Linked DNA regions of Homo sapiens: region 2 is linked to region 1. A link is a contact called in ENCODE Hi-C or POLR2A ChIA-PET data. All regions are on one chromosome and are shown on one strand. Each heading gives the region's core, a stretch centred on a gene start or an enhancer-like site at or near the end of the contact. The rest is flanking DNA. Distances are from core to core; before and after follow the strand shown.

Evidence for each region. Hi-C counts contacts between places; a loop is a spot of excess contacts on that map. ChIA-PET counts read pairs that join two places held with the same protein, here RNA polymerase II (POLR2A). Pooled maps may share reads with other maps.
Region 2: a map of IMR-90 shows a loop between it and region 1 (19-fold over the local background). The contact joins two enhancer-like sites. A Hi-C loop is called at or near these places in 1 of 168 maps with a recorded cell type or tissue (IMR-90) and 2 of 50 pooled maps. POLR2A ChIA-PET finds 5 or more read pairs at or near these places in 2 of 52 experiments (CD4-positive, alpha-beta T cell and activated T-cell).

The regions. Positions count from the first base shown.
Region 1 is chr6:160,972,576-160,976,364 of GRCh38, forward strand. All of the region lies in intron 5 of LOC102724087 (a long non-coding RNA gene), which reads left to right. Among named protein-coding and RNA genes, the nearest start is that of MAP3K4, 17 kb to the right of the region's middle. RefSeq lists an enhancer at 3,248-3,789. Within about 2 kb of position 1,861, at least 13 of the 41 ENCODE cell types and tissues checked have a DNase peak (open chromatin) inside an H3K27ac peak, as active enhancers do.
Region 2 is chr6:161,367,492-161,371,280 of GRCh38, forward strand. The region is part of intron 10 of PRKN (parkin RBR E3 ubiquitin protein ligase); the gene reads right to left. Among named protein-coding and RNA genes, the nearest start is that of AGPAT4, 95 kb to the left of the region's middle. Within about 2 kb of position 2,005, at least 2 of the 41 ENCODE cell types and tissues checked have a DNase peak (open chromatin) inside an H3K27ac peak, as active enhancers do.

The sequences.
Region 1 (3,789 bases), core at 611-3,110:
GAGTTCGAGACCAGCCTGACCAACATGGTGAAACCCTGTCTCTACTACAAATGCAAAAATTAGCCAGGCATGGTGACATGCGCCTGTAATCCCAGCTACTCAGGAGGCTGAGGCAGGAGAATCGCTTGAACCTGAGAGGCAGAGGTTGCAGTGAGCCGAGATTGCGCCATTGCACTCCAGCCTGGGTGACAGAGCGAGACTCCATTGCGCGCACGCGCACGCACACGCGCACACACACACACACACACACAAAAGATAAGCATGACGGATCTCTGGCTTTATCATGATTATCTTTATTGAAAGGGTCCAAGGAGAATAACAAAGATTTCAAAAAGTTCGCTGTGTCTCTTCCAGCATCGCACCACTGGACAGTCTGGGGGCACCCGTGATTGTCATTGAGGTGCTTTTTGTTTATTTGTGGGTTCAGAAATTAGCTCATAATCCATGCTGGGCTGGTTAGGATTGGCCTCAGTGTGATGATGGTTAACCCACTGACCATTACATTCAGAGCCTCCTGCTTGTCAAGGCCACAGCCATTGCCATTGACTCCTTCAAGTTCCTTCTGCTCTCCCGGTTGCCCCTGCTCCTCTCCAGGCTGCCATGGGTGTAAATAGTTGCTCATAAGTCTTGTGGGCTGAGTCCTGGGCTTTATTATTTGACTATTTAGTGAGCCTTTTCCAGGTGCTAGTTGTTGAAGAGAATATAAAAGAAATGGGAAACCTTTGCTCCCCCAGGGAATGCAGTCCAGCCAGGGAACAAATGTAGCACACACAAGGCAATCAAGTCTCAGGAGAAGGCTGTGCGGGAGGAAGTGGCCATGTGGGCCAGGAAAGCCAGGGCGGGGGAAGAAAGGGGCCGCCTGGGAGGCTGAGGACCTCATCAGGAAGGAGATGGGGCAGCAGCTGGATCCAGAGGATGGGGGTGGTTTGGCTGGGCAGAGAGCAGAGCGGACACTTACTGTTTGTAGCTGTTACTGAAATGTCATGCGTGCTTGTCTTATCTCCCAGCTGGATTGCACACTCCTTGGGGTAGTGACCTTTCCCTTGGTAATCCGCACAGAGCCATGCATACAGTAGGAGAATAATACACCTCTGCGAAATGAGGTCGTTCTGAAAGTGTTCAGAAATAAAGTCAGGAAGTTAATTCGCAGTTATTGAAACTGCTAATATTGGTAATGAGACATCTTTTGAAAATCACTGTTATTCTCTTCTGAACATCTCAATGCATATATTCATGATAAAGCTTGACTGGTTATCTTAAATTGTTAATTGTTTCATGCTGTGATGTTGACAAGGTTTTTTCTTAAACCCAACATGAGGAATGTTTAAAAAACAAACTTTTATCTCAGCCTAAAGTGCATAAGAGCCACTTCTACAAAGCAGGGAGTGTGATTTGCAAAACATGGCCTAGAGGAACTGGCATTTTGTTTTGTTTTGTTATGTTTTGTTTAATAATTAGGAGATGAGATCATTGAACTTGGAAGCCTGATAGCAATGGGAAGCCGACTCTGGACTGCAGATGTAGAAGATCCACTGGGTGGGATTTGTCCATGTGCATAGTGTGCAGTGAGGCTGCAGTGTAGGTAGTGACGGGGCTCCCTGTCCCCACCTGCTCCCCTGGACCCAGGAACTAGAGGTGAAACTAAGAAAGGAAATTATGGCAAAGAGAAAGACTGCATGTGGAAGGCAAGGAGTATCTTCACACAAATGCGTTTTCCCTATTTTTTTTTTGTCTTCCAAAGAAAAAATGAGAGCAAACCCAGTTCCCAGATAAAAGAATCAGAATACCCTCCCACACACCTGCCCTCATGTGACTGAGGCACTTGGCCAGTTCATAAACAAGCCATGGTGATGACCTATAACAGACGCGTCCTGACCTGGCAGACCGCAGGGGACGTGAAGAAGCTTGGCCTGAAATATTCTGACGTGTCCCAGCCTCACACTCACATAGTTCCTGGGCACCCAGAAAGATGGGGCCTAGGAATACTCTTATTGAGAATCTGGCATGAATGAATCACACCAAAGACTGCCAGCTAAGTGAGAGATTTACAGTCTCCAGCCTTGAGTTCTGAGTGTTTTCAGATGTGGACAGGGTCTGAGACTCTCACGTGACAAGCCATGGGCCCTATGCCGAGGCAGACTCCTGCTCTGTGCTGCTCCTAGGGAACCACGGCAGCTTCGAAATGCATTCTAATCTGCCCTCTTATTGTGACAGTTTATATTGTACTTAGAACCTAAAATTAAGACTCTAAACTGAGAAGAGTAACAGGCTCTCCAGTAGCCACTGTGGATTTGCATGCAAAGTGCAGACTGACATTTGAAACTCTTCACTTTTTACCCGCCACTCATCTTTCCAACCTTGTCACCCAGATCATCTGAGTGGTCTCCGTCCCTGAATCCCTGCATGCACTTTTGCTTTCTGTCCTTCCCTCTCCCTCAGTTCACTCCCACCAGCCATGATTTGAATGTTTGCCCCTTCAAACCTCGGGTTGAAATTTAATTTCCATTGCAATGGTATTGGAAGGTGGGACCTTTAAGAAGTGTTTGGGTCATGAAGGCTTTGTTTTTCTTATTGTGGGAATGGGTTTGTTATCCTGGGAGGGGAGGGGGTTGACCCCTCTTGCTGCCTCTCCCTCTCCCCCTTTCTGCCCTTCCTCTATGTGATGCCTTCTGTCGTGTTATGACAGAGCAAGAAGGCCCTTGCCAGATGCTAGCAGTTTGATCTTGGGCTTTCCAGCTTCCAGAACTGTCAGCCAATAAATTGCTGCTCATTGTAAATTACCCAGTCTATGCTATTCTGTTATAGCAACATAAAACAGATTAACACACCACCCTTTCTGTCTAGTGACATCTCATTTGTCTCTCAAGGCCCTACTCAAATGCTACCTTGTGCTTGAAACTATCTGTTTAATCAGCCTCCCTTAGAGTGATCCTTCCTTCTCCTCCCAGAAAGGCCCACATATATTGCTTTAGAACAATCATGTTTGGTAAAATGAATAATCTACCAATTTTAGCTTGATGACCCATCGCTCAATGTAATTTATTAAGCTCACTTTGCCACATCAGGTACAGATTTAGACACTAAGAGGAACAGAGATGCAAAGAAAACCAATGAGCTAACAGAACACTGGACTCTAGTTTGCACACTGATGTGCAGTATTTCTAATGTACCCATAAACATATTATTATGCAACATTTATACAAAGGTTTAAATTTCATATCAATAATTATTCTCTTTAATATAGAAGTATAGTATTATATGTATAATAAATATTTAAACATACTGTATATTTTATATTTAAAATATACTTATAAATCTATTATTTGTACTTATTTCTAAATGTGAACTGAAGAATTTGTTTAAAATATAGATGCCTGGGTCCTGCCCCAGGGTTCTGATTCACTTATTCCTGGATGAGGCCAAACGATCTGTGTTTTCATGTAGAGATTCCTAGGCTAGTGGTCCAAGGACCTGCTGGGAGAGACGCAGGGGCTTCCAGACTATAGGCGAATTTAAACATTTTCTGGTTGACAATTGATTTAGTTTGTCTCAAGACCTGGCGTCAATAGAAAGAAATGTTCAGGTTAAGATAAAAGATTGTGGAGACCAAGGTTCTTTTGAAGTCTTATACAGGCTGCCCTTAGAGGCAATAGATGACAAATGTTTCCTATTCAGACCTTTAAAAGGTGCTAGACTCTTAGTTAATCTCTTGAGGATTGGGAGGGCCTGGAAGAAAAAGATCTAGCTATGTTAATAGAGATTCTTTACAGATGCAAATTTTCCCCCACA
Region 2 (3,789 bases), core at 755-3,254, 400 kb after region 1:
ACAGTATGTGCTCAAAGGTTATGGTTTTATTCCTCCATAGGGCATGAAGCAGTTCTGTTATCTAACTTAGAAGTCAAAGTTCAGCATTCCTTTCCCAATGAACGACATGGCATTCTGTTCCTCAAACGCTACTTGTGCTGATTTTCCCATTAATCTGATGACTCAGACCTCGGCACGGGCTAACACAGAGCTGTGTAGGCATGGCGCTGGGACAGCTGCAGGGTGTTAGAGGGAGGGGCGGCCGGCGGGTCCGAGACCCTGCTGCCCAGGAGGGGAAGGCTTTGAAGAAGTAAGGACGCTTCTGTTACATGAGGAAGGGCACTGTGCGGCAGGGGCTCTGCCCACATCACAGAATGTAGTAACTGCGCATCCCTGAAGGACGGAGCTTGTCATTAACTATTTCAGCTGGAGAGATCAGTCTCAGAAAACTAAATAACTTCAGACCCAGGCCGCCTGGCCTGCGAGCAGTCGGTTCAGAATCGGAGCCCCGAGCTGCCTGGGTTCATACTCCAGGCCCCTGCAGCCTTGATTTCTTCCTGTCATTATCAAGTCACATGCTACAAAGAGGGCTAAGGGACTAAGGCTAAGATGCTGTCATGGAGATCTGGAAGTCCCCGGGGACTTTTGAGAGCACAGTTTTCAAACAGCTTGTGGCCAGGCGCAGTGGCTCACACCTGTAATCCCAGCACTCTGGGAGGCCAGTGCGACGGTCAGGAGTTCAAGACCAGCCTGCGAAACATGGTGAAACCCTGTCTCTACTAAAAATACATATAATATTTATATATATGTATATATTTATATATATTTATATATATTTGTATATATATTTATATATATTTGTATATATATTTGTATATATATTTGTGTATATATATAGCAACCTCAGTCTTGATATATATATATATATATATATATATGCTGGGCCTGGTGGCGCACACATATAGTCCCAGCTACTCAGGAGGTTGAGGCATGAGAATCACTTGAATCCAGAAGGTGGAGATTGCACCGAGCCGAGCTGGTGCCACTGCAATCCAGACTAGGCGACAGGGCAAGAATCTGTCTCAAAACAACAACAACGAAAGCAACTACCACCACCACCAGCACCCAGCTTGTGGTAAAGACAGTGGGAGAAGCCACCCAGCCCCCCTCCCCTCACTGCAGTGGCTCACCTGCCCTCCACTTGCCTGCTTCCCCTGGCACCAGCACTGCAACTCCACTCCCAGCTGCCCACCCGCCCTTCTGCCCTGGGCCATCGCTGCTGCCTGGCCGGTTCTCCCTTCCCCAACCTGCCGAAAGTGCTTTCAAGAAGGACACCAGGAGGCCACGGCTGCCAAAGCTCATGCCCTTTCTTTGTCATTGTCTCCAACTGTCCCACTGCACCTAACATGTGGGAAAGGGTCACCAAGAAGGCCCTTGGAGTTCCTGCCCTTCTCAGCATCACAGCTCTTCCTGTGCTTCCTATCCTCACCCAGCGGATCCACGGGGAGGGAGGGGAGTCCCAGACCCAGTGACTGCTGCCACTGCTGCCAGCCCCAGGGACCTGGGGGGCAGGAGAAGCAGCTCTATGACACCCCGGGAGTGGGCGGTGCCCAGGCCACTGGTTTAGACCTTTGACTGCCACTTCCGAGAGGGGATTTCTACCAGGAGGAGCACATCTTTGCTTTGCATCCTTCATGAGTGTCTTAATGCTGATGTTTAAATCCTTCTGGAGTGATCTCAAGCAGTGGCTGGGTGCCCACAGGTTCAAGATCACCAAAGCGATTCTAAAAATGATCCCAAGGCTTGTGTCCAGACTCTGGAGATTGGGATTCAGTAGGTCTGTGGCGGGGTACAGAAATTAGAATCCCTAAAAATGCCCTAAGGGGTTGCGAGGGGCGGGAGGTTTGGGAACCATTCATCCTCTGGAGGGCGATTCTCCCTTTGCGCCTGAAGAGGAACATGGTGAGCTGGGTAACTTACCCTCTGTTCCCGCCTTAGTCATCAAGCTCTAAAGCAATGCCTGCTTATTGTGTTGCCAGGAGGGGAAGGTTTTGTTGTGATTCAGCATCACCGCCCGATTGTGCAATAAAGTGTGGCTCTCACGGGGCAGTGTAACTGTTAGGTAATTGCATAGAATTCTGTGCCTGTCTACTGCTCACCCGTGGCAGGAGGAATTGCATGCATGCATGTGTGTACGCACGCGTGGTGGAGGTGGGGGTGGAACAGGACAAGTCTCTCTCCTAATATACTTCATGGCTGAAAATAGCGATTTCATAAATATATATATGAAACATCTATAATATACTTATATATAGATGTTTCATATATATATTTCATATGATTATAGGAAATATATTTCATATACATATAGAGAGAGACAGAGAGAATCAAAATTCCCTCAGAAAGGTAAAGGCATGATCGTCCATCTGTGGCTCAAGAGGAATAACCTCACAAGGGTCATCGTGAGTAAGATCAACACACAAACGGCTTAGCACAGAGCCAGGTGCACCCTGAATGCTAACCGTGTGTTTTCTATGATCACCACCATTATTACTTTGTTATTGTAATCATCACGATCATCTCTAAAGAGATGGGAATATGACCCTGTGGGAGTTTGTACACATGGAAAAGACCACTGAAGGCCTGGATTGGCCTTAAATCTCCTTTAAAAACACAAGTATGGGAGGCCGAGGCAGGAGGAACACTTGAGTCTAGGAGTTCAAGGCCAGACTGGTCAATATAATGAGACCCTGTCTCTATAAACACACACACACACACAAAACTCCACTGGTAAATCAAAATGTACTTATATAGGTTTTAAAAGCTGAATTAGGCTGGGCACGGTGGCTCACACCTGTAATCCCAGCACTTTGGGAGGCCGAGGCGGGTGGATCACGAGGTCAGATCAAACCATCCTGGCTAACACGATGAAACCCCATCTCTACTCAAAATACAAAAAAAAAAAAAAAAAATTAGCCGGGCGTGGTGGCAGGCACCTGTAGTCCCACCTACTTGGGAGGCTGAGATGGGAGAATGACGTGAACCTGGGAGGCAGAGCTTGCAGTGAGCCGAGATCGCGCCACTGCACTCCAGCCTGGGCGACAGAGCAAGACTCTGTGTCAAAAAAAAAAAAAAAAAAAAGCCGAATTAGCGCCTAGGAGACACATTGATATACATTGAAGCTAGAATAACTTAAGGAACTGCATATGTGTTATCTTTCCTGCTTTAAGAGAAACTCATTTGTGACACCTGTGTAGCCAATAATTAGACAAGTCTATTCTAATCCTAAAAATCCATTTAAGCCTGTTTTCCAAAAAAGAGCAGTTGTCATTAATCATGAAAACAGAGTTGGCTTAATTCAGCTATGAATGCTTTCAGGTGAATGACAGCTTTTAAATGTCAGCTTTCTCATCAACGCTCGCCTCTCTTCTCACAAACACTGAAACCTTCCACCTTTGCAGACAGCAGCCTTCCTGGCTCAGTCAAGCAGGTGGGCCAGTTGAGCACTGCTGCGTGTGAGCAGCCCGCCTCCTGCTGGTGAGTAAGAAAATGGCATCACTTTTCAGGGGCCTTGAGCTAGTCAACGTTACTGCTTGGCAACGGGTGTCACCAAAACATGTTTTGTTGTTCTCACATTGTCTTATGACTATCTCTTTTTGGAGAATATGTATATATGTATATATTTAAATGTATTTTGTTATTTTTTTTTTTGAGACGTTGTTTCGCTCCTGTTGCCCAGGCTGGAGTGCAATGGTGAAATCTCCGCTCACTGCAACCTCCACCTCCTGGGTTCAAATGATTCTGCTGCCT